Linked DNA regions of Homo sapiens: all the other regions are linked to region 1. Evidence: chromatin contacts called from ENCODE Hi-C or POLR2A ChIA-PET data. All regions are on one chromosome and are shown on one strand. Each heading gives the region's core, a stretch centred on a gene start or an enhancer-like site at or near the end of the contact. The rest is flanking DNA. Distances are from core to core; before and after follow the strand shown. Region 1 holds the start of ARSB (arylsulfatase B). Region 2 holds the start of AGGF1 (angiogenic factor with G-patch and FHA domains 1). Region 3 holds the start of DHFR (dihydrofolate reductase). Region 4 holds the start of WDR41 (WD repeat domain 41). Region 5 has its middle 77 kb from the start of TBCA. Region 6 overlaps LOC101929154 (a long non-coding RNA gene).

Evidence for each region. A loop is a pair of places that touch in the nucleus more often than their neighbours do. ChIA-PET counts read pairs that join two places held with the same protein, here RNA polymerase II (POLR2A). Pooled maps may share reads with other maps.
Region 2: a map of B cell shows a loop between it and region 1 (6-fold over the local background). The contact joins the promoter of AGGF1 here to the promoter of ARSB in region 1. A Hi-C loop is called at or near these places in 3 of 168 maps with a recorded cell type or tissue (B cell, CD4-positive, alpha-beta T cell and naive thymus-derived CD4-positive, alpha-beta T cell) and 7 of 50 pooled maps.
Region 3: a loop to region 1 is called in a map of CD8-positive, alpha-beta T cell, with 22 times the contacts of the local background. The contact joins the promoter of DHFR here to the promoter of ARSB in region 1. A Hi-C loop is called at or near these places in 2 of 168 maps with a recorded cell type or tissue (CD8-positive, alpha-beta T cell and naive thymus-derived CD4-positive, alpha-beta T cell), 3 of 37 single-sample maps with no recorded cell type and 13 of 50 pooled maps. POLR2A ChIA-PET finds 5 or more read pairs at or near these places in 2 of 52 experiments (PC-9 and activated CD4-positive, alpha-beta memory T cell).
Region 4: a map of B cell shows a loop between it and region 1 (8-fold over the local background). The contact joins the promoter of WDR41 here to the promoter of ARSB in region 1. A Hi-C loop is called at or near these places in 4 of 168 maps with a recorded cell type or tissue (B cell, CD8-positive, alpha-beta T cell and naive thymus-derived CD4-positive, alpha-beta T cell), 2 of 37 single-sample maps with no recorded cell type and 16 of 50 pooled maps. POLR2A ChIA-PET finds 5 or more read pairs at or near these places in 1 of 52 experiments (activated B cell).
Region 5: a map of B cell shows a loop between it and region 1 (33-fold over the local background). The contact joins the enhancer-like site here to the promoter of ARSB in region 1. A Hi-C loop is called at or near these places in 1 of 168 maps with a recorded cell type or tissue (B cell) and 3 of 50 pooled maps. POLR2A ChIA-PET finds 5 or more read pairs at or near these places in 1 of 52 experiments (activated CD8-positive, alpha-beta memory T cell).
Region 6: a loop to region 1 is called in a pooled map, with 6 times the contacts of the local background. The contact joins the enhancer-like site here to the promoter of ARSB in region 1. A Hi-C loop is called at or near these places in 3 of 50 pooled maps.

The regions. Positions count from the first base shown.
Region 1 is chr5:78,983,408-78,987,395 of GRCh38, reverse strand. ARSB (arylsulfatase B) reads left to right here and starts at 2,086. Exons shown (of 8, transcript NM_000046.5): 1 at 2,086-2,459. The coding sequence starts at 2,148. RefSeq lists a silencer at 1,904-2,763.
Region 2 is chr5:77,028,435-77,032,422 of GRCh38, reverse strand. It overlaps AGGF1 (angiogenic factor with G-patch and FHA domains 1), which reads right to left and starts at 2,019. Exons shown (of 14, transcript NM_018046.5): 1 at 1,447-2,019. The coding sequence starts at 1,656. RefSeq lists enhancers at 1,202-1,781, 1,793-2,142, 1,782-2,361.
Region 3 is chr5:80,653,353-80,657,340 of GRCh38, reverse strand. It overlaps DHFR (dihydrofolate reductase), which reads left to right and starts at 2,358. Exons shown (of 6, transcript NM_000791.4): 1 at 2,358-2,937; 2 at 3,284-3,333. The coding sequence starts at 2,852. MSH3 (mutS homolog 3) reads right to left here and starts at 2,689. Exons shown (of 24, transcript NM_002439.5): 1 at 2,377-2,689; 2 at 810-930. The coding sequence starts at 2,613. RefSeq lists an enhancer at 2,068-2,836 and a silencer at 2,254-2,863.
Region 4 is chr5:77,490,627-77,494,614 of GRCh38, reverse strand. It overlaps WDR41 (WD repeat domain 41), which reads left to right and starts at 2,299. Exons shown (of 13, transcript NM_018268.4): 1 at 2,299-2,445. The coding sequence starts at 2,395. RefSeq lists silencers at 1,994-2,133, 2,574-2,793 and an enhancer at 1,914-2,837.
Region 5 is chr5:77,850,855-77,854,842 of GRCh38, reverse strand. No RefSeq gene overlaps it. Among named protein-coding and RNA genes, the nearest start is that of TBCA, 77 kb to the right of the region's middle. RefSeq lists enhancers at 2,627-3,134, 3,135-3,644. Within about 2 kb of position 2,107, at least 5 of the 41 ENCODE cell types and tissues checked have a DNase peak (open chromatin) inside an H3K27ac peak, as active enhancers do.
Region 6 is chr5:77,934,519-77,938,506 of GRCh38, reverse strand. All of the region lies in intron 1 of LOC101929154 (a long non-coding RNA gene), which reads right to left. Among named protein-coding and RNA genes, the nearest start is that of TBCA, 160 kb to the right of the region's middle. RefSeq lists silencers at 1,210-1,379, 3,300-3,474. Within about 2 kb of position 2,351, at least 3 of the 41 ENCODE cell types and tissues checked have a DNase peak (open chromatin) inside an H3K27ac peak, as active enhancers do.

The DNA.
Region 1 (3,988 bases), core at 837-3,336:
AGAAGCAAGATACTAAAACTGGTAAGCAAAATAATGTGTGTGAGGCATAATAGGATATTTACATATTCTCAAATTATCTCTCCATAAAATATTTATTAATTACAAGAAGAAAATATTAACCTTACAATGAGGAAATGTTTACCTTAACAAAGTTATCCCATAAGAAAGCAATTCAGCATCATGTGCCTCTTAATAGGAAGCACCGAGAAACATACCACATCACTTTTTGTGGTATTCCTGCACAAATCCATAACCTCTATCTAATTGTGAAGAAACATCAAACTCCAATTGAGAGATTTTATAAAATAACTAGCTTGTACTGCACATTATGTGTTCAATACATAGATGGAAAATAGAATTAACTCTTCAATTTGCACATTTCCAGAGCACTATTAACATATGCTTTTATTTTAAAAACATAGGACGTAAGAATCTGTGCAAGTTTAGCTAGTTTCAGGGGAAGTTGGTTAAAGGAGGAATTGTTCCTGCAGATTAGCACCCATCAATTATTTCTTCTTAATTTTTATCAAGGAGAATAGGAAGGATTACGGGGGAGAAAGACACAAAACCACAGCGGAAATTCTCAGTCCTTCAAGGTCTTCTACAGGGTGTTTAAATGAAAAGTTCAACCCTTGACATAATGAGTCAAACAGTTCTCTCAAAAGTTATTCTTTGAATTTAATGCTAAAATTTTCACTTTTTTCTGCTAAATTTCATTGATTCCACTAGAGATTAAAGTGCATACAACATAAACTAATCTACTTCATGCAAAGAAAAAAAGTGTATGTAAGAGGCAAACATTTCATGTGTTAAAGGATTCTTGGGGAAAAAAAGGTAAAATCATGACCCTCATACAAATATAAAAGTGAATACATGATTTTATTTAACTCATTAATAAGGAAATTGGTAAGGTGTTAAAACCAATTCAAAGGACAATCCAAAGAACAGATCAGGAATACTAAAATAAATATGCAAGCGGAGGTGAAACTGTTTTCCTTGGTAGTGGTGGAGGGGAAGGATTGCTACTCCGCTGGATAAAGTTCATTTGTGTATATATAAATAAGAATTATTTTCCATTGTTATTTATCTATAACTTATAAAGTTGTAAACAACTTCCACGGAATCAGACTCAACCTGGAAGGGTATGGTCTCTAGGCAATGCAAAAATTTTCCCCTACACCTGTTAACAACTATAATATCTCCAGACAGAGTAGACAGAAAGTCTGGATGGCAACGGGAATCTACTGGTCATACGGCTAACTTCCTAATTCAATAAGCACGTGACTAAAGGATTTTTTCCTTCCACTCAGATATTTCAGGCTAACTAGATACTGTGTGCTTCTTAGTGTCACTGCTTAGTGGGGGAGCCAGCTCTGAGTGGGGTCATATCCGGACAAGCGAATGAGCTATTTATTCAATGACCACGCAACACTCCAAATCCTCCCAGGGCAACTTGAAAGTAACCGCACCTTCCAAAGGGCACCGTGCAATCAGACTGTGTGTTTGGCCTCCTGTTTGCTAGTGGGGAGGAAGCGGCTTCATGGGTGTACACTACGCATAAATGAATGTGAAAGGCTATTTAGACCTCTGCCTTTTCACCGTCCTCCCACCTGCCACAGGCTGGGCTCTTGTGCTAGAAATGACTTGCTAGCTAGACATCATGGTTCAGGATCTGAGTCAGAGGTTTAACCATTTATAAGCTTTTTTCTTATGAAAAATTGGCACTAATTATAATGTCTAACTGTCAGAGTTGTTGCAGGCTTTACAGGAGACGCGGGCTGTGAAGATGCTTTGTAAATTGTGAAGCGTTATTAAAGAACACATCTTTTTTTTTTAGGAAACCACAGTGCAAATTTAATTGCCGGGGAAGATAACGGGCCTTGGTGCCCTCCAAGCGTCAGCTGAGTTTCCAAGAAGCCGGGCAGCGGGCGCCCGCGGGTTCGTCTCTGGCTCCTCCTCCGCCACAGCAGCCGGGGGCCCGGGTCGGAGGCGGCGGGGGCCGAGCGCCCGGCCTCGCAAGCCCACGGCCCGCTGGGGGTGCCGTCCCGCGCCGGGGCGGAGCAGGCCCCGGCAGCCCAGTTCCTCATTCTATCAGCGGTACAAGGGGCTGGTGGCGCCACAGGCGCTGGGACCGCGGGCGGACAAGGATGGGTCCGCGCGGCGCGGCGAGCTTGCCCCGAGGCCCCGGACCTCGGCGGCTGCTCCTCCCCGTCGTCCTCCCGCTGCTGCTGCTGCTGTTGTTGGCGCCGCCGGGCTCGGGCGCCGGGGCCAGCCGGCCGCCCCACCTGGTCTTCTTGCTGGCAGACGACCTAGGCTGGAACGACGTCGGCTTCCACGGCTCCCGCATCCGCACGCCGCACCTGGACGCGCTGGCGGCCGGCGGGGTGCTCCTGGACAACTACTACACGCAGCCGCTGTGCACGCCGTCGCGGAGCCAGCTGCTCACTGGCCGCTACCAGGTACGCGGCGCCCCCGCCGCCCGCGCCGCCCCCGCCCCGCCTTTCGCCGGCGCCCTGCCGCTCCTACCCGGCCCTTGAGGCCGCGGGCGCTGGCAGGCGGGGCTCGGACCGCCGACCCAGTTATGGGTCCCGGCGGCTTCTCGCCCCAACCTCGCTCTTCCAGGCCGGCAGCCCGCCGCGGCCTCTGCGCATGCCCGGCTCTGGCGCCCCGCGGACCCGCGCCCCGGCCGCCGGGTTGGGCGGGTGGCTTTGTCTTTCGTTTTCTGAAGCTCCGGGCGAAGGGGTTTATGGGAATGCCGGGTGCTGGGCGCCGCGGCCGGCAGGCGGAGCGGTCCTGAGGTGGGAGGCTGGGGAGGGCGTGGGCTGGGAGCAAAGACGAGGGGAGAGGTAAAATGAAGGGGTGCTCGCCGTGGGTGCGACCCTGGCCCGTGGGAACCCAGCGGTGATAGGTTAGGAGTGTCCCACCAAAGATTATTTTTTTCCAGGTTCTCAACACCCCTGGAATGAAACCTGATGCTAGGTTGATTTTTCTTAGGCTGCTGACATTCCTTTCACATGTAACCTTGTATTGAACTCTTCTGAGCATCTTCATTATCGCTTTAAAAGCTTCCCTTTAGGAACGGCTCCACAGTTAACGAAGGAAATATAAATGTAGAGCGTGCATAGATGTTAGATGGCTAAGAATATCAAGAACATTTGCATAGCACTTTGTTGTTTTTAAAGTGAATTATTGAAACAGTGCATGAGGTAGTTGTTTTTACCCCGTTTTACAGACGAGGCAGGAAGCCTGTAAAGGCTCGTTGGCATAAGAATCGCACAGCTAGAAAGTGGTCAAGGCAGTGTCCGTTGTGCTTTTCCTGCATCCACTGGTCGTCCCGGGCTTATGAAATTGGCCTTTTTTCCCCTCAATCTGAATACGATTGTCATATTTCTAAGACCCTGAAGTTATTATGACCATATTAAATACAGTAAATGGGAACTGTTGGATACCACCTGCATGCCTTCACAGAGTACATATGCTGTTTACTCAACAAAAATATTTTGAGCTTACTGTGCTACTGACAGGGGATATATATTTGAATGTTGCCCTCCCAAGTGTGTGTTCGCATAACCTGTCAGATCAACCCTAGCCTCACGTGGTCCTAAGATCAAGAGAAGGGAGGGCTTACTTGTGATAAAGATATGCGCAGTGGTCTGAAGGCTTTTATAAAGAGGAAAGATTGGGTGTTGCTAAGGGTGAGAAATAGCTGTAGCCAAGGTTAGAAATGGGAGTAAAGGATGCTTCCCTTCACCATCCACCTTAGTACTTTTGGCGGTTCTGACCTTGGCTGCTACGTGTAATTAGGAATCCCCTACATTGTGTAAATCTCACCCTGGACACTTTGTGGGAGTAAAGGGATGTGCCAGTAAAGAAGAAGAAGAAGGGAAAGGTGAGGTTTGCCCAAAGGGTTCTGCATTTGCTTTGAAGTAAGAGAACTGAACTCAGATTGCAAAAGAATGGAAGGGCCATTCATTTCTCCAACTTCCTC
Region 2 (3,988 bases), core at 770-3,269, 2.0 Mb after region 1:
TAATTTTTTTTGTATTTTTACTAGAGACAGGGTTTTACTGTGTTAGCCAGGATGGTCTCGATCTTCTGACCTCGTGATTCGCCCGCCTCGGCCTCCCAAAGTGCTAGGATTACAGGCGTGAGCCACCGCGCCCAGCCACCTCTCCCTGTTTTTTTTTTTTTTTTTTTTTTACCATATTTGTATTTTCCTAGCATAGTTATTACACACCGTAGGTGTTTAAATTGACTAAACAAAAACTTTCCAATAATGTCATGTCAGGAACTCCATGTAATGGTCATACAAAGTCATTGCAACTCAACAGTTATTTTCATAGTCCATTTGGTAACAAAACAAAGAAGTCTGATGACGTTTCAGTGTTCAGCCTATATACTGGTTTTAGGAAACCACCAATAAATTATGAAGGACTAGACAACGGTCAAATTGAAACTAGTTACTATGTGGAAATAATCTGTTGGCAGAGAGGGCCTGCCAACAAGGTAGAAAAAAATACTATGCTCTTGGTTTTTTGGTTTTTATTTTGAGACAGAGTTGCACTCTGTCGCCCTGGCTGGAGTGCAGTGGCACGATCTCGGCTCACTGCAACCTCCACCACCTAGGTTCAAGCAATTCTCCTGCCTCAGCCTCCCGACTAGCTGCGATTCCAGGTGCCCGCCGCCACGCCCGGCTAATTTTTGTATTTAGTAGAGACGCCCGGCTAAATTTTGTATTTCACCATGCTGGCCAGACTGCTCTCGAACTCCTGACCTGGTGATCTGCCCGCCTCGGCCTCCCAAAGTGCTGGGATTACAGGCGTGAGCTACCGCGTCCAGCCAAGGTTGTTTTTAATGTGACAGTTTAAGTATTAACATTTGCCCCTACCATCTTGGAAACGAAATAAGCTGCTTAACGTCTCCAACAAAAGCAGTTATATATCGTCCCTACTTACACAAGAAAGCCGAAGATGATAAACGCCCAGAAGAGCAACCTTAAACAGGTATAGCATTCAAAAGTTTGTAAAATTGTTTGTTTTACTTCACCTTTACTACTGTGAGCTATCATTCTCATTTAATGGGGAACTGAGACTCGGTATATAAGTTCACACACCCAGTGAATAGCAGAGATGGGATTCTGACTCAAGTCCAGCATTTTAATAAACTCAAATGTGATCTACAGTAAATGCGCCTACTGCCAATGGGATGTTAGGTCAAGTGAGAATGAAGACAATGTAGCCACAGTACTTAAGTTCAATTCACGCCAGCCGCGAGACATTGATTTAAATCAAGTAACCTGAACTCAGGTTTGCTCCTAAGGTACTTGGAATTGTAACTGCGCTGAGCTTCTACTTATTTACTTTAAGTACTCTACAGTAGTTCTGAGCCCCTGCCAGGGACCCCTTCCGAGGCTATCACGGGCTTCGAAGGCCTCGCCTGGGCTGGATGGGGCGCGGGGCTGAGGAGGACCGCGCACCTGCGTGCGGAGCTCCTGGTTGTTGCTTTCTGCGTTCTGGTACAGCCGTTCTGTGTGATGCAGCAGCTTCTCGATCTCCCGCACCTGCCGCTTGCAGCTCCGCAGTTCACGTTCCAACTTCTCCACCTTCCGCCTTAGCTGGGCCAGCTCAGGCTCGGGGGAGGTGGGCGGCGGCGGCGACCGCGGCGGGGACGGCGCCTCCGAGGCCATGAGCTCCGGCGCGAGACTGCTCGTCGCCGCGGAGGGGCTGCGTTCAGGCCGAAACGGACGCCGGCGGACCCAGAGACCACTGGAGCGCGCGGGCAGCGAAAGGCAGCCTCACACCCGGCTGGCCGCGGTGGCCCCTGGCCATGACGCCCTGAAACTCACTTGTAGCCGAACGGGGCTGCGAGCAACGAGCAAGGGGACCGAGGATGGCCCCTGCCCGATGTGCGCGGCCTGCAAACCGGAAAACTTTCCTGGAAACTACCTTCTCCAGCTACAGAGACAGAGGGAGGAGCGTCGGATAAGCAGTCGGAAAACCAGAGGCCAGAAGAGCTCCAGCAGCTCCCCAGTTGAGCCGGAAACAACGGCGCCAGCGGCAGGCGGGACCAAGACGGAACAGGAAGCGACGGAAAGCGGGAAGACCTGACAGTGTACGTGCCGACGTCTCGGCCTGCGGAGGGGCGTTACCTGAGGGCGTGGAGAGCTGTGGCAATGTGGCTACCGAAGCCCTAAGAGCGACAGGGAGGCTTGCAGCCTCTGGTCTCAGACATTTGCACGTGCGGATGTTCTTTGAACAAACTTTTAGTATAGCATGCATTTCCTATCTCCTTGTTTTACAAATAAGAACAGAGTATCCCAGAAATGATTTGTGGGGACTATGATGCTCTACTTATGTCAACTGAAGAATGAGGAGGTTAATAAATTTAGAAAAGGGCTTTATTTCTCATGAAGGGTTACAGCCTGCAGGGTGGCCTTTCTGACAGGCTTGGAAGCATAGCCTCTGGTCAGAAGCTGAGAACAGACACTTGGAAGGAAGGACAAAGGGAACAGAAATTTATGCTGAGCAGGGTGGCCAAATATATTCAATGAGCTGTAGGAGGATTCATGAATATTTATGAAAGGAGAAATATGCACATGCACAATTAAGCTTCCTGCCTCTCTATGGGACCCATATTCAAAAAATGGTGGTGTTAGCATGATCCCAGTGTGAAGTTTTCAGCCCTCTGATGTCAAATGGCAAAGCAGAGGACATGAAAACCCTCGCTGTGAGTCCCTGGTAGATTGGCCAGAACTTCTCTGTGGTTGGTGGTCTCTTATCAGGAAGGAATGCTGGTTGGTGTGAAATCAGCCCAACTGTCCTATAGAACTGATGTTTATGGTTTCTTTTGAATAAACCTGGAAATTTACCCTCCCAGTCTTAAAACTTCAGAAAGTTACATCTTTCTTATCTGAGTTCCTTTCTTGGGAAACCAACCATGAGGCCTCCCAGATAGTATCAAGGAATTGAAACTTACCAGATCACTGCATCTGGACAATGAGGCACCATACCCCTCACCCATCATGATTGCCTAACCAGCCACCTGCTGCCTGTTGAACAAGTCCTCATCCTTACCGCTCACTAATTCCTGTTTTCTCACATGTAGTCACATTTCTCCCTTGCCATATAAACCTCTAATTTTAGTTGGTTGAGGAGATGGATTTGAGACTGATTTCCTATTCTCCTTGGCTGCAGCACCCAAATAGAACCTTCTTCCCTGGCAATACTCCTTGTCTCAATGACTGGCTTTCTATGTAGTGAACAATGGGTCTATTCAGTCAGTTCAGGGGCTCAGAATTTTACTTTTATTTCTCATTTAGTCATTCTTCTGGTTCCTGAGTTTAGACCCCCCGGGAAAATAGAGCAAGTACATTAGGTCTGAGTCGCAAAAAGGAGCATCCCTGGTGGGAAAATAAGAGAGAGACAATATTCTGTGGAAAAGGGGAGAAAAATGCTCTGGTTTGGTGCATTTATTTGGTCTTTTGTCTGCATGACCCTGGCATTGGTTTGCCAATATTTAAACTGATGTGGCCTTCTTTGGAACACACTTCCTTCCTTTGCCAAAGTCATTTAGAATTAGATCATGAGCTCAGAGTCCTGGGCCTGAGATTTGTGGAGGTCAGCAGCTGTGTCATGCAGATGCTCCTCTCTCAGGGCCCAGCACAGTGCCTGTCGCAGAGCAGTATCCGTAAATGCTGAACACAGCTGAACAAGAGAATCCTGTTTGGTGTCTTAGATCAGTGGCCACTTCCATTAACTATATTTTCTTATTTTTTGTATTCTTGATGCTCTGGCATCTGGGGTCTCCCTGACCAGGGAGATAACCCCTCCAAGGGTTAGCTAATTCCTAGACATAGCAAACAACTCACCCAGCATGCCACACACTGATCATCTACCTTCTTTATCAGGCTGTTACACTCCATGCCAATATTCCCCTGCCCTAATCACTCCAGGGCAAAGTACCAGACAACTAGGAACAACTCCTACATCTCAGATCCCACTGAAATTATGCAAACTAAA
Region 3 (3,988 bases), core at 1,109-3,608, 1.7 Mb before region 1:
ACCTCCCAAGTAGCTGGGATTACAGGCAACTACCAGCACGCCCAACTAATTTTTGTATTTTTAGTGGAGATGGGATTTCACCATGTTGGCCAGGCTGGTCTTAAACTCCTGACCTCAGGTGATCCACCTGCCTTGGCCTCCCAAAGTGCTGAGATTACAGGTGTGAGCCCCTGCGCCCAGCCTAGGCATGCTGTTTTTATTCAATGCCTTTTACATACACAAAGAGCAGCTCTAAGCAAAAAAAAGCGGGGAGAGTAGATCTGCAGGTCCTGATACTGAAAATTGTTCAAAATTTTCTATTAAGTAGAAAAAGATAGTAGCAAATTAGTATAGAATATAATATAATCTGTAAAATATATTTAAACTAATTTTTGAGCTTATGACTATGCACATATACACATGTACAAATTTTTAAAATCTGGAAGTATATACAGAACACCAATAGCAGTGGGCCTCACTCAAAGGGAGGGATTATGGGGTCTATCACTGCCTACCTTCCACATTTCTGTACTGTTTGAAATTTCTGTAGCAAGAATGTTTTAATTTTATAACCAGGACAAAAATAGCTAGAAGGAATAAAGGAGAAAGTTGGGAGAACTACAGCTAAATTGCAGAATTGTAGCTCTACCATCCCCTTAACCTCCTATACACATCACCATCACCTATAGGGGGCCACTCTGCTCAGGAACAAAAGGGACCTTTCTCCACAAAGAAAAAAGACACAATTCTAATACGCTCTTCTGCCCTCTGGAGAATTCCAGAATACCAGAGCCATGACTGAGGAGAAAAAAGAATCCCCCACAACTCACCAGAGTTGCCAGACATTCCCAGATCACTTCCTCCTTCCTTTTGTTGGACTTTCTTTACTTTCTTTTTAACAGGCCCATCATTTTCCAATGGTCTCTTCTTTCTTCTGTCAATTTCTGTAGCCTATATCGGGAAGGTTAGAAAATGATGTGTTATCTCTACTCTGAGAAGGCCTGACGTATGTGAAGCAATTTAAACCTTACAACTGAATGACAAGGTTCCTTGCCATCCACTCTTCAAAGAATCCTCTACTTTTAGCTCTGGAAAACCCTATGGGTGAACTGTTTTTAACACCATAAAAGACAAGGTAGAGTCTGATAGTCAGGAGCCTCAGCAACTCAAGCCGTGTTTAGAATTAATTGAAACCAAGGCTGCTACCGGTCTTGATTCAATGAGCCTTCAGCTTTCTCTAATTATAAAACTTGAATCACCCTACTTACATATGCTAAATAAAATACCTCTAAGAAATAAACAGTTATGTAGCAAAGGCACAGAGGGGAAAAGATAGGTAATAAAAGAACAGTATCATTTTTGACATGTTCACTGCAATTTAAGTGTTTCCTGTTTAAAAGGTTTATGTTCATCACTAAAGATGTGACAAGATTATGAATTTTTTCTTGGCAGAAAACTTGCCAAAAGCATACATAAGTCCTTCACCAGCTACCCTTTAAATGGTGGGTGCAAAATTTTGGTGAATTCATGAAAACGTAGCTCGTCCTCAAAAAAAACAGAAGAGGAGTAATCATTTTAAGGGAGAAATATATACGAAAGGAACAAGATTTTGAAGCACCCAAGCTGCCACCTACATTAAAACACGGTAGGTGGCTAAACACCAGTCTTCAATGCCCTTCCACAGCCTCAATCTGAAAAATACTGTGCAGGTGACCCAAGTGAGGGGTCACCCTTGGGCTTTTCCTGTGGCAGTATCTCTGGTTTAAAAACAAACAAACGTACTTATTGCGTTGAAGGATGGCAACAGGAAGGACTCCATGATTAGTCACATCTATACCATCCTAAGAAACTTTATCCACCCAAACTGTATTTCAGACTTTATAATCTAAACTACAAAAAGAGTTCACTGGGGAACTGCACAATATGACTGCTTTTAACCGTAGTGATTTCAAATATTGAGCCATGCTGTTGCAGTCTTAAAAACTGGAGACCTAAGGGCAGCTTTCTTCTAGTCACCCAATCCAGCACTTTTTTAAAAAATCAGTAAAACTCTTCGACCACCAAGGAAAAAAAAAAAGGATGGAGGTTAAAAGACGCACCCCTTGCCCACAAGCCCCCTCATCAGAATGGGAGTCAGGAGACCTGAGTTCCTGTCTCAGGCCTGCCATTAAAAACCTGCATAACCTTTGCCTATCTCCTCAAACGGAAGTACTAAAACCTCAGCGCTTCACCCAATTTGTAGCCCCGGCTGGGCTCTTCCCACCTTCCCCTTCTTCAGCCCGCCCCTTCCTCCTCCAGCCCTATCATCGGGCGGAGGGTCCCCGCCTCCGCCCGCCTTACCCACAAGCCCCGCCCCCCCAGCCCCGATGGCCCTGCCCAGTCCCAGACAGAACCTACTATGTGCGGCGGCAGCTGGGGCGGGAAGGCGGGAGCTGGGGGCGCTGGGGGCGCTGCGGCCGCTGCGGCCGCTGCAGCCGCTGCAGCGCCAGGGTCCACCTGGTCGGCTGCACCTGTGGAGGAGGAGGTGGATTTCAGGCTTCCCGTAGACTGGAAGAATCGGCTCAAAACCGCTTGCCTCGCAGGGGCTGAGCTGGAGGCAGCGAGGCCGCCCGACGCAGGCTTCCGGCGAGACATGGCAGGGCAAGGATGGCAGCCCGGCGGCAGGGCCTGGCGAGGAGCGCGAGCCCGCGGCCGCAGTTCCCAGGCGTCTGCGGGCGCGAGCACGCCGCGACCCTGCGTGCGCCGGGGCGGGGGGGCGGGGCCTCGCCTGCACAAATGGGGACGAGGGGGGCGGGGCGGCCACAATTTCGCGCCAAACTTGACCGCGCGTTCTGCTGTAACGAGCGGGCTCGGAGGTCCTCCCGCTGCTGTCATGGTTGGTTCGCTAAACTGCATCGTCGCTGTGTCCCAGAACATGGGCATCGGCAAGAACGGGGACCTGCCCTGGCCACCGCTCAGGTATCTGCCGGGCCGGGGCGATGGGACCCAAACGGGCGCAGGCTGCCCACGGTCGGGGTGGCCGACTCCCGGCGAGAGGATGGGGCCAGACTTGCGGTCTGCGCTGGCAGGAAGGGTGGGCCCGACTGGATTCCCCTTTTCTGCTGCGCGGGAGGCCCAGTTGCTGATTTCTGCCCGGATTCTGCTGCCCGGTGAGGTCTTTGCCCTGCGGCGCCCTCGCCCAGGGCAAAGTCCCAGCCCTGGAGAAAACACCTCACCCCTACCCACAGCGCTCCGTTTGTCAGGTGCCTTAGAGCTCGAGCCCAAGGGATAATGTTTCGAGTAACGCTGTTTCTCTAACTTGTAGGAATGAATTCAGATATTTCCAGAGAATGACCACAACCTCTTCAGTAGAAGGTAATGTGGGATTAAGTAGGGTCTTGCTTGATGAAGTTTACCAGTGCAAATGTTAGTTAAATGGAAAGTTTTCCGTGTTAATCTGGGACCTTTTCTCTTATTATGGATCTGTATGATCTGTATGCAGTTCCCAAGGTTCATTTACCATTATTAAAAAATTTTTGTCTTAGAAATTTTATGTATGTCAACGCACGAGCAAATTATCAGGCATGGGGCAGAATTGGCAGCTGGGTGGAGGCTTCGGTGGAGGTGAGCACTCCGAAAGGAAAACAGAGTAGGCCTTTGGAACAGCTGCTGGAAGAGATAAGGCCTGAACAAGGGCAGTGGAGAAGAGAGGGTAAAAATTTTTTAAGGTTACATGACCCTGGATTTTGGAGATCTCGAATTTAAAGGTGATGCACCAGGGATGAACGCTCAGATTTTCAGTTTGAAAGCTGGCGTGACATGTAAAGGAGTGGAGAATAATGTACCATTGTAATGATGAGGCGCCTCTAGGACATCTAGGATAATTTCAGGCGTGGGGATCTAGGTGAATTGAACTGTTGGAGGGAAGGGAATAACCAAGGAAAAGAATGTGGGGGTTGAGAGATGCCCCGTTTAAAACCTAAGAGACCTGGATATTTATGGTTGTAAGAGGAGGCATGGCAGAGGAAAT
Region 4 (3,988 bases), core at 1,050-3,549, 1.5 Mb after region 1:
TTATCTTCTTGCTATATTGACTATTTTATTAATATATAACATAATGTTTCTGTCTTTGAAAACTTTTTTGATTTAAAGTCTATTTTGTCAGCTGTTAGTACAGCCACTCCAGTTCTCTTTTGGTTACTATTTGCATGGAATATCTTTTTCTATTCTTTCCCTTTTGATCTATTTGTGTCTTTGATCTAAAGTCAGTCTTTCATAGACAGCATATAGTTGGATTCTAGAGTTTGGTTTTTTTTTGTCAATCTGCCTTTTCTTTGGACAGTTTAATCTATTTATATTTAAAGTAATTACTGATAAAGAGGAATTTCTATTTTTCTATTTGTTTTCTATATGCCTTATAGTTTTTTTGTACCTCATTTTCTCTATTACTGCCATCTTTTGTATTTAGCTTATTTTTTGTAGTAAATGTTTTGATTCCCTGATCATTTCCATTTATGTATATTTTACAGGTATTTTTGTGTTTACCATGAGAATTACATTTAACATCCTAACGTTATAACAATCTCATTTTAATTTATACCAACGTAACTTCAATAGCATACAAAGACTCTGCTCCTATATTGCTCCACCCCCACCCTTTCTATTGATGCCACAAATTACATCTTTATACATTGTGTGCCCAATAATATACTAATCTTGTAAAAAATTCTTTCTTAGCTGTCCTAAGAGGAACCAAGGGAGGAAGTGTTCAACCCTGGACCAGTGCTTTAAAGCATCAGCAGAATGTCCCTTACATCAGAGTAATGTGGCATTGGGCAAACCCTAAAGAGCATGGGGCAAACCCTAAAGAATGTGGATAATCAGAAGAATAAAATGTAGGCTATTTGGGCAACCACATTGTCTCACGTGAAGATATTCCTTCCAGAACTGAACTCCTGATGTCTCTGAGTTTTGTTTTACTTAAAGATAAGTCCCTCTTTCCCAGGGGATAGTCTCTGTTTTGGTCTGTCTTCAACTGTATGCAGACTGCAATTTGGGGCTAGCACACAGAAGGCAACATGCTCCTGATCCTTGGGAGTGTGTTCTTGCCGAGTGCACTCAAAAGGAATACAAAGATGAATTATAGGAGATCCGAGTTCCAGAGGGACTGTAAGTTTGTGTAGCTGCTCACAACCAACTTAGCTTAAAGTGGGATGTATGGCTCTCTCTTATTGGTGACTGGGACATTATGCCTTGTCCCTCCAGAGCAGCATTTTATGTGATTCCTTTCTGCTTCTCTAGTGCATCTGTGTCCAATACATGTTTGCTGAATTAATGCATTAGTTGGGACATTTGTAGATTCCCTACAACAATTTACTGCTAGGAGGATTATTTGAACCTAATACATATGCAAATATATATATTTATACTTTTGCAAACATGATATGTATAAGTAGTTCCTAGACCAGTGATTTTCAGACCTTGCTACTCATCAGAATCACCTGAGGAGCCTTCCCAAAACCCCGATTCCTACGTCCCAACCACAAAGATTATTTTAATGAGTCTGAGGTGGAAGCCAGGAATCTACATTTTCAAAAGCTACCCAGGTAATTCTGATATGCAGTCAGCATAGATAACCACAGCCCTTTGACTACCTAAGAAAATGTAGTAGTCAAAAAAAGGTATATGAACTGCCTTCTATTCTTTAGGGAGATTCTATGTTAATATAGCATACGGTCAAGAACACTACCAATGTAGCCACTTCCTAGCTGTTATCTTTAGACAAATTACCTAATCATTCAGAGCTTTAGTTTCTTGATGTGTAAAATAGAGGATATAGGTTTACCATGAGGATTTATGTAAAGCCTTAGCACAGTAGCTGTACTATAGCACACAGTAAATGTTGGCCGGATTTATTCGGCTGTACACATGAGCCACTGGATTTGTCTGGATGCAGAAGTCTACTGCGGTACACCTTCTTCAGCAAGCTCTTGGGAAAGCAGGGGAGATTTCCTGGTACCCTAGGAAGTGGAGGATACTAAAGCCATGTCACAGGGAGGGGCATTATTCTTCGTGCGCGCTTGCTCGCCGGGGTCGGGTTGCTGCTCCGCGCGCGTCCACCAGGGGCCGCTCGAGCTACCTAAGCTCCGTGCGCTACCCGGCGGCGCTCCCGCGCGTGCTCACTCGGAGCAGCGCGCGCCCCGCAATCGCCGCAGCCGCCCCCGCCGTCGGCCGCCGCACCCCAAGCGACTGCCCAAACTAAGCCTCCGTGGCTGGGTACGGGAGCGCTTTGGGGACAAAAATTCTCCCTCAACTGTGGTCTGCATTCCTTCGGCCCGTGGGCTGATCTGGGGCGGGAAGTATTAGCGTCTCAGTTGCGCTGCAGCCGGGGAGGAAGGAGGAGGCCGAGCCTGGGGCGGAGTTTGGGCTGACTGGGGCTGGACCGGGCAAGACGCCGCCGCTGCCCGGATGTTGCGATGGCTGATCGGGGGAGGCCGAGAACCGCAGGGACTGGCCGAGGTAAACCCCGGGTGGGTCTGCTCTGCGTCCGTCGAGCTTGCTGGAGGGGCGGCTTCGTTCCGGTTCGGCCTTCCTGGGTTCCGACCGCGGGGACCCGGGCGGAGGCGGGGCTGGCTGCTGAGCTCGTGCCACGCGCTGTTCTCACGACGGTGGGGGCGGAGGGCGCGGGAGCCGGAGCTCCTCAGACCCGGCGGGACCCCAGGCGCACCCTGGAGCTGCAGACCCCCGGCCCCGTCCCACGGCTAGCTGAATCGTGAGATCCTGGCTCAGGGACGCTCAGCTGGTCAGCAGTCCTATTGGGACCTGTGACAACTTAGGGCTTCTGGCTACCGAAACTATCTTCATTTCCACTTAAAAAGTATACGATTTAGCTAGAAACGAACGAGTTGTGACCGCAGCTTTCCACTTTTGGTTTATTTGAATTGGTGTCTCTTCCTGGCGTCTACTGATACTTGGTCAGGGAATATAAAATTAATTTACTTATCCAACAACCGAAAAAGGATATAATTATTTTTAAAAAGTAATCTGCTTCAAGGTCAAGAACATGATTTTCTAATTAACTGCTGTTTTTGGTTTCATAGTCACACTTTCTTCATGGGCCCGAATAATTGAATAGACCGTGTGTAATGAAATTTACATTTGAAATGTGAATAAAATAATTTTTGCAGTCTTGGAAATTTTGAGGTCCCAAATTTATTTCGTATGCCACACAAGAACTTTCATGCGCGTCCGTGTGAAGAGACCACCAAACAGGCTTTGTGTGAGCAATAAAAGCTTTTAATCACCTGGGTGCAGGCGGGCTGAGTCCGAAAAGAGAGTCAGCGAAGGGAGATAGGGGTGGGGCCGTTTTATAGGATTTGGGTAGGTAAAGGAAAATTACAGTCAAAGGGGAGTTGTTCTCTGGCGGGCAGGAGTGGGGCAAGGTGCTCAGGGGAGCTTTTTGAGCCAGGATGAGCCAGGAAAAGGACTTTTACAAGGTAATGTCATCACTTAAGGCGAGGACCGGCCATTTTCACTTTTGTGGTGGAATGTCATCAGTTAAGGCGGGGCAGGGCATTTTCACTTCTTTTGTGATTCTTCAGTTATTTCAGGCCATCTGGGCGTATATGTGCAAGTCACCGGGGATGCGATGGCTTAGCTTGGGCTCAGAGGCCTGACAAGAACAGAATTTGTGAATTGCATTTTATTTCTCATAAGAAGTATTTGTTTAGATTGTTAAAAGTAAGAAATTGGATTGTTGAGAGTAGGCAGTCTTCTCAATTTTAACTTCCGCATGTCTTTGCAGTTGACGGTATTGTCTGTTTTTAAAAATTTCTTATTTCAGATTAATCCTAAATCCTTGAGATTGTGGATTATTGAATAGCCATATATGGTATATACGACATTTTGGATAATTCTGTTTTAACCTGGTTCTTTGGTTAATCATGTTATTTGCTTAACCAGGTCTCCCATTCCTGGCAAGTTTTCATTGGAGGAGAAGCAGTTTATATAGTTTTCAAATTTCTCACCACAATCTCTTCTAGAAGGAAGACAGAATAAATAC
Region 5 (3,988 bases), core at 858-3,357, 1.1 Mb after region 1:
GGAATACTGTCCTGTTCATAATAAGCACAACAAAAAACTTACAGATATATTTATATAAAGGAAAAACCAAAATAGGTGTAGGGTAACATTGAAAGCTTAATGCTTGCACAAAAGTCCTCTTTGTTTAAGTTTCTTTTTAAAAATGAACTCACAAAAAAGGTGCAAAAATTAATACTGTGTCCTGGTCCTAAGCTTGAGGCAGATCCTGCATCTTCAATTTAATCTTCTTTTGTGTTCCTTATTCACCCCAGTGATTAGAGGTGGCCTTAAATTTCAGCACTTAAGTGGTGCTTCATGACTTCTTGAACAGGTTAAATAAATAATATCTATATCCCCCAAATTTAACATGACGTGTTGTTAAATGAAGAAGAGAATGAACTATTATCCTTTGTATTTGAAGATTATTCTACTCATGGTGATCACTGATCATGTGTGCAAGCTAGAAAAAGATGTGAATGACCTGCTCCTTTTCATGCTGTAATCGAAGGAGGTCTGGGCTAATTTTCAACTCTGCCCTCAAGATCCTTCTTTACATGTTATCTTAATACTAATGTCACAATAATACTACTACTGCTACTTATAACAATAGTGATCATGATGATGCTGCCACCAACAACAGTATAATAGTAGGAGACTTAATACCCAATATTCTTGTTGGATCTTTTATCAAAATACTGTGATATGGGCAAGGATGTTATTGCCCCTATTTTCCGAACGTTGGACACCGTGGTCATCTGTCTTTTACTGTTCTCAAGAATATTTAAATTAAAATGGAAAAACACCTATTTAATTCACTTTAAATATTAGTAAAATAATATCTTTGCATTGTTCAAATTCTGTCTTAAGTGACTGACTGGTTTTCTTCTATTTGTTTCCATCCTCAAATGATACCTTTCCATCCACAAAAGACTGAACCAAAGACACAGCTCCCATTTTCCTATTCGTTTTTTCATATGGAAGTTTAATGGTGATTTTATTCCAAACCTTGCACAAACATAAATACTGCATTAAAGGAAGATGAATTTATTTTGACCTTTACTGAAAATGCACTGTGAAACAAAGCACTTAAGCATTTATAGCCTGTTAGACACTCACATTACCCACTTCCATGTAGATAAGAAAGTCTTTCCCAGCAAAAGTAATGTTCACAAGCAGAGCAGTTTTACGGGGCACTTAACTGCAAAGCCAGATATTATCATGTTCTTCACTATGAGTCTGTTTTGCTTGGTTTTATGCATCTAAGATCTATAGAAATTAAGGGAGTATCTAAAAATGTTACATTCAAGAATCATAGAGGATGACTTTTTTTGATGGGTTTTGATGAAAATACAGGATATCTGCAACAAAATACTTGGGGAAAAACATTATTTATTAGAAAGGAGATGGAGTGTTTGGGGATTTTGTTTGGTTTCTTTTGAACTAGTTTCTCCCATCTCCCTCCTGTAAAGAAATTGGTGGCATTGTTTCAGTAATTTTTGGTTAAAAGTGGGTTCCACTTCTATTTATAATTATTAACATAACCTGTCCCCTTAAAATAGACCACCCTTTCTTTGCATGGGCAGAAATGAGTATTTTGTGCATTTTATTTTTTGCCATGATCCTTCTCCTTTAGTCATAAGCCTCTGACTGCAGAGCTATTTCCTCCATCTAGATTCTTGTGTCAGAGAGTTGAGATGTTAAACCACAGCAACCATGAAACTTTAAAATCTCTGATGCATGATGAATGGGTGCTGGGCAAAGCAGCTTAAAATCTATGCTTTTGCTTCTCTTTAAACACTTTAAATTGACAGCGCCATAGATCAAACATTTTTACTGAGAGGAGAAGCTTTGGCAATTTAACTTAAACAAGTGCAGAGTTACCATCATCTCAAGACCTCACCCCTCCACAATTACCCCTTCCACCTAGCAGATTGGGTACATTTCTCATTGAGAGCAAGTGTGTGTGTGTGTGTGTGTGTGTGTGTGTGCGCTCGCGCGCGCGCAGTTATGCTACAGGGCAGCGGCCTGTAACCGGGCGGGTATAACACCCCATGCAACTTCCCCCACCGACCCCCATCCCACCCAGTCTCACCCCCAAGGAGGTTAGCCGGGGGATTCCGCCCGCGGCCCGGGACGTCGCGGAGCATGCGCCATGGTCCCGCCTCCGCCCACCGTTACCACAGCCTTCCACCTCCCCTCTCTCCTCATCCTCCTCCTCCTCCTCTCCCTCCCCACCCCCCTCCTGGAGCAGCGAAGTTGGCGCGCTGCCCATTCAGGCGTTCAGCGTCAGCTCCTCAGGGATCAGCAGGCAAAGTCACAGTCTGCACAAACAGAGCTTTCAAATTCATAAAATTCATAGGATTTTTCACAAATGAATGAACACAATTTTCTACCAATTTCCTCATTATGCAAATATGCAAAATATCAAATTTAGGCCAATTAGGGTCCTCCACAGTCCCAAATTCACCCGTTTAAGCCATAATTGCAGAAACTATCAAATAATTACGGTCGCTAATTGGAAATATTTGTGACAGATACAACAAATTCTTGCACAAATTACATTTCATTCGAGGAACCACTGCGCGCCACTGAAATTTTATCGAAGTCTAATTTAACTTACATAATGAGTTGAATTGAGTACTTGTTATCAAATTTGAGCAATTCATAGCCCCGTAATGTGGAATGATCAAATAAATTAAAAGGGAATTTATTCAATATTTTGTTGTGATCCTTTTCTCGGAACCATTGCTATTTTGCAGGGAATTTCCTCCTCCCGCGGCCCGGGGCGGGTGCCTGGTGTCACTGAAGCCCCGGCGGTGCCCGCGGCGGCGGCGCGAGGAGGCTGCGGGTGGCGGGGAGCCGGGAGCCGGGAGCCGGGAGCGAGAGTGCAGAACCCCAGCTCCGAACCGCAGCAGCCTCCGCGCCGCGAGCGACCGGGCTGACGCCCTGTCGGCGTCCAGCTCCGCAAGCCCCGGGCTGTCGGAGGCCCGCTCGGGCCCTTTGCTTTGTTTTCATTAATTGGGTGGAGGGGTCACCGAACACTTCCGGGTGAAGCAAGGGGGAGTCCTAGAAAGGATTTGACTTCTGGAAGTGTAAACACACGCGCGCGCACTTGCACACGCGCCTACACACGCACTTCTCGCGCGTGCACACACGCACACATGCACGCCGCGCACACCCACACCACACACGCACACGCCACATAGACACTTGATCACACGCGCACACGCCACGTGCAGGCACACACATTGTCCCTCTTACACACCCACCACACAGACACACACCCACATACACGCGCGCGCGCGCACGGGACCGCCCGCACCTCGCGCCGGCCTGTAAAAGCCTTGCTGGAGTAGAGCAGAAGCGCGCCCCCTCGGAGTTCCTCTCTCCTGAGCCGGCCTGCCAAGGGTTAACTGCTGGATGGAGGGTCCTGCGATGGTCGCGCGCACAGTGTCCCACGGGCACAGTCACACATAGACACACACATACACACACTCTGGGAGAGGGAACGCGCACTCGCGCTCCCTGGCCTTTGTGTGTGTCCTCGGGAGAGGTCCAACTCCGAGTAATTGAATGGCACTCTAACCAGTAGTCTAAACCCTCCCTGACACGCGAATCCACGCGGCCCCTCTGCACGCATGTCCCTCGCGTGCGGCAAACACACGGGCTGCCGGGATCACCCTCTCCCGAAGGTCAGCCTTGCAGAGAGGGCATTCATTTTCACTTTGCACAGTCGCGCAACACACTCACTAGCACATTTTTTTCCAACTGCCTGTGGCCTCGTTGGCGGGTTATAAATGTCTCCTTCTCCCTGTGATTTGTTTAATCCGTGGAAATGGTGCTGGTCCTATGTAAACAAGCCAAGTGCGGAATGAAGGCAGTCACCCATGCGTGGCCAGCCTGCCTATTTGTCAGAAAACCTTCATAAATACTGAGCTGGGGCTGGGCAAGGATGTGATGTCTCCATTTTTGCCAGGAAAGGGCACGAGGAAGACAAAGCGAGGCACGG
Region 6 (3,988 bases), core at 1,102-3,601, 1.0 Mb after region 1:
TGTGATGTTTAGTAATTTAATAATGCCTTGCTGGACATTTACCTGTGAACTAGAGAGATTACTAGAAACTGGAGAGGTGACATCATGGTTTTCAGGGTACAGAATAATGGAGGCTAAGAATATCTGCAGTTTGTTGTAACTGGGTGAACAGCCCATGTGCTTTCTCCACCGTTCACAAGCTTTTCAGAGATGTTGGTAAAGATGATGGAAATTAACATTCTACTCAGAACAAATGGCCTAAGAGGTCCAACATGACTTACTGTTTACATCTCCGACACCCTCATTTTCATTATGGAGAGACTCTGTTACATGTCTAGTGGCCCGGAGCACTGTGTCTCAAACTTTTCCTGAGCACACGGATTACCTGAGAATCTTGGTAAAATGCAGATTCTGCTTCGGTTGAACTGGGGAGGGATATGCATCTCTAACAAAGCTTTCATTTCTTTTTTTTTTTTTTTTTAATTTCATTCCCTTCTATTCTAACAAAGCTTTCTATCTTCTCAATTTATCACTCAGTATTCAGGAACCTTCTTTTTCTTTAGACAAGATAAAGAGAGAAGTTCTCTGGTCTCCCAATGACCCTTTACCTCCTTATTCTAAATGATCATTTTGTCTTCCTTTTGCTGTGAACTGATAAGTAGAAGAGGCTGGAAACAGTGCTATGGGGATTGGGTTTTGCAAGAGATACGGGAGTCAGAACAAAATTTCAGAGCTGAGAATGGTGACATCTTAAGAGCTTAGACTTCTATTCCTACCCAGAGCAGGATAGAAGCCCTTCCTGGCCTGTCAAAAGACCGGCATTCTCCCCTCAGAATGAACTTCTTTGTTTCGTTTTGAAAGTTTCTGTTCTTTCATAAGTCACTTAATCTTCCTGAGGCTGTTTTTCCCCTGAGAAATGCTAATTAGATTTTCATGTGCTTTATAATTTATTATTATTTTTCATTAAGGTAAAATTCATATAACAAAATTTACCACTTTGAAGTGTACAATTCAGTGGCATTTAGTACACTTACAATGTTGGGCAAGAGCCACCTCTATCTAGTTCCAAAACATTTTTATCACCCCAAAAGAAAACCCTGTACTAAGCAGTCACCCCCTCTTCCTGCTTCTTCCTAGCCTCTGGCTACCACCAATCTGCTTTCTGCCTCTATGGATTGACCTACTTTGAGTATTTCATATAAATGGGATCATATAATATGTGATCTTGTGTGTCTTGCTTCTTTCACTTAGCATAATGTTTTCTGGGTTCAGCCACACTGTAGCATGTTTCAATACTTTGTTCCTCTTTTTTCTGAGACGGAGTCTCACTTTGTTGCCCAGGCTGGAGTGCAGTGGCACAATCTCGGCTCACTGCAACCTCCACCTTTCAGGTTCAAGCAACTCTCCTGCCTCAGCCTCCAAGTAGCTGGGATTGCAGGTGCACGCCACCACCTCACCCAGCTAATGTTTATATTTTTTAGCAGAGACAGGGTTTCACCATGTTGGCCAAGCTAGTCTTGAACTCCTAACCGCAAATCATCTGCCAGTCTCAGCCTCCCAAAATGCTGAAATTACAGGCATGAGCCACTGCGCCTGGCCCATTCCTCTTTATGGTTGACAAATATCCTATTGTCTGGATATACCACATTTTGTTTATCCATTCGTCTGTTGCTAGAGATTTTGGTGTTTTCACCTTTTGGCTATTGTGAATAGTGCTGATAGAAACATTCATGTACAAGTATTAGTTTGAGTAACTATCTTCATAATTTATTATTTTTAAATGTACCACCTCATTTGTTTTTCAAGTTAGGTTGAGAACAAGAAGTATTTTACTGACAAAAAACAAGCTCAGAGTGATTTGCTCAAGATTTCAAAGGTAGTAAGCAACCAAGAAAGTCAAAACTCCTGACAGAAACTCCAGTGCCCTTTCAACTTATACCACAGCTGTCTCAGCTGGCTTGAGAGTCAAAAAGGAGAATGTCTGCAAAAATGATTAGCAGGCTGTAAAGCACTGTGTATATAAGGTGGTGTTCGTAGTTAGTCTTTGATATGCCAACTGACGCTATGGGAGCAGTTTCCCTAGCGGGAGGTCAGCATGTGCTGTCTCTATTATGGCCAGAAGAGAGATTTTAGAATTGCAAAAGGTATAACAGAGTGGTTGGACACCAGCAAAGGAGTTTGACAAGGCTGTCACATCTGTTCAATATTTCTACTGAAATAATCATGGGTATTGCTGTTGATGGTTACCATAGTGGTATTAAGGTTGGCAGAAGGAGATGATGTAATCTCGAGTATGCTGATGACATCCTGGCTGCTGAGTCTGTGGTTTCTGCACCAGAAGAGCTGGCGCCTTGGACTGGGGATGATTTAGACGCCGATACTGGCAGCTGAGAAGCAGAATATTTTAGCAGCAGCACAAACTGGAAGTGAATAAGAAAAGCAAGTGAAGGGTTACGCTGCCATAGTTTATGATAGGTAGTGAGAGCCACAACCCTCTCGCCTGTAAAAGAGGAGAGCAAATGGCCTAGTAAGCATTCATGAGGGGTGATCCAGAGCATAAAATGTCGCTGTGGCCTCACCCTATCTTGCCATAGACCTTTTCTTGGTTCTAATTTAGACCCAGTGTCTGATTAGTATGAAATAGCTGTTAGCTGAGCCTCAATTTGCAGACTTTTACCAAAGGAAGAGATGAAGAGCAACATGGAAGTGTGGCTACTGTCAAGCTGAGTTAAACCCAGAGTGATGACGACAATATCTTGGTGAAGGAGAAGAATGACAACAGGCTGAAAGAAAGCATCATCTGTTTCCAGAATCCTGGAACACTTCCTGCTGAAATAACTCATTCTGTGTGTCTTCATTTTCTGACAAGCAAATCTTGAAGAACAGAACTGGCATTCGTCAGGGCAAACACTAGAAGTATGCGGGTCTCCAGAAGGATCTGTGACAGGGCTTGTGAAAACTGTGTTTTTGAAGAATTCATCGTCATGTGAAAGTTCTTAGAATCTTCTTTGAAATAAAAATAGATCTTTATACCAAAATGTTCTTATGATTTTGAAAATAACACCCACTCATTGCTGAAACGTACTGAAATATGTGAAAGATAAGAGGAACAAATCATGCTATTTTCACAATTAAGAAATAATTAATGTTATGCCTTATTTTTTTCCAATATTTTATCTGTCTACATTTATTTTCTATGTATTTGGGAACCTACTTTATGTTCAATTGGTTTTCTGCTTTTAAAAATTTCACGTTTGTACATGGTATATTTCTGGCTGCTTCTCTGGATCCAAGGGTCATTCTGGGCTTTGGATTTCCTGTAGAATGGCTGTAATATTCCAGTTAGAGCCGAGGAAACTCGAAGCCTGGACTTGTCCATTCTATTAAGATAGGACATGAGGCCCGGCGCAGCGGCTCACGCCTGTAATTCCAGCACTTTGGGAGGCCGAGGTGGGTGGATCACTTGAGATCGGGAGTTCAAGACCAGCCTGGCCCCGTCTCTACTAAAAATACACAAATCAGCTAGGCATAGTGGTGGTCACTTGTAATCCCAGCTACTCAGGAGGCTGAGACAGGGGAATCACTGGAACCTGAGAGGTGGACTTCGCAGTGAGCCGAGATCTCCCCACTGCACTCCAGCCTGGGCAGCAGAGCGAGACTCCATCTCAAAAACAAAACAAAACAAAAAAGATAGGACATGACAGATTCAAGAAAACCACTCTCTCTGGTATAGTTCAAAGTTGTTGATTTTCCTTGAATACGTAATATGGTGGTGAGCCTGTGGGAAACTTCTTCGGAAACTTCCATCGGAAAGGCAGATTCTGCTTTGCAAATGTACCCTCGAGATTACCATGGGAAGATTAAAATGTGGGTATCCTCATAGTGTGGTGGAAACCTAATGTCCAGGGTGGAGAGGGATAGAGAAATAGGACAAAAAACCAGACTGCGGTTAGGCCTAGAAATTGCTCTGGAATGCCTTTCCATTTCTTTCTGCTTATCCAGCCCCTAT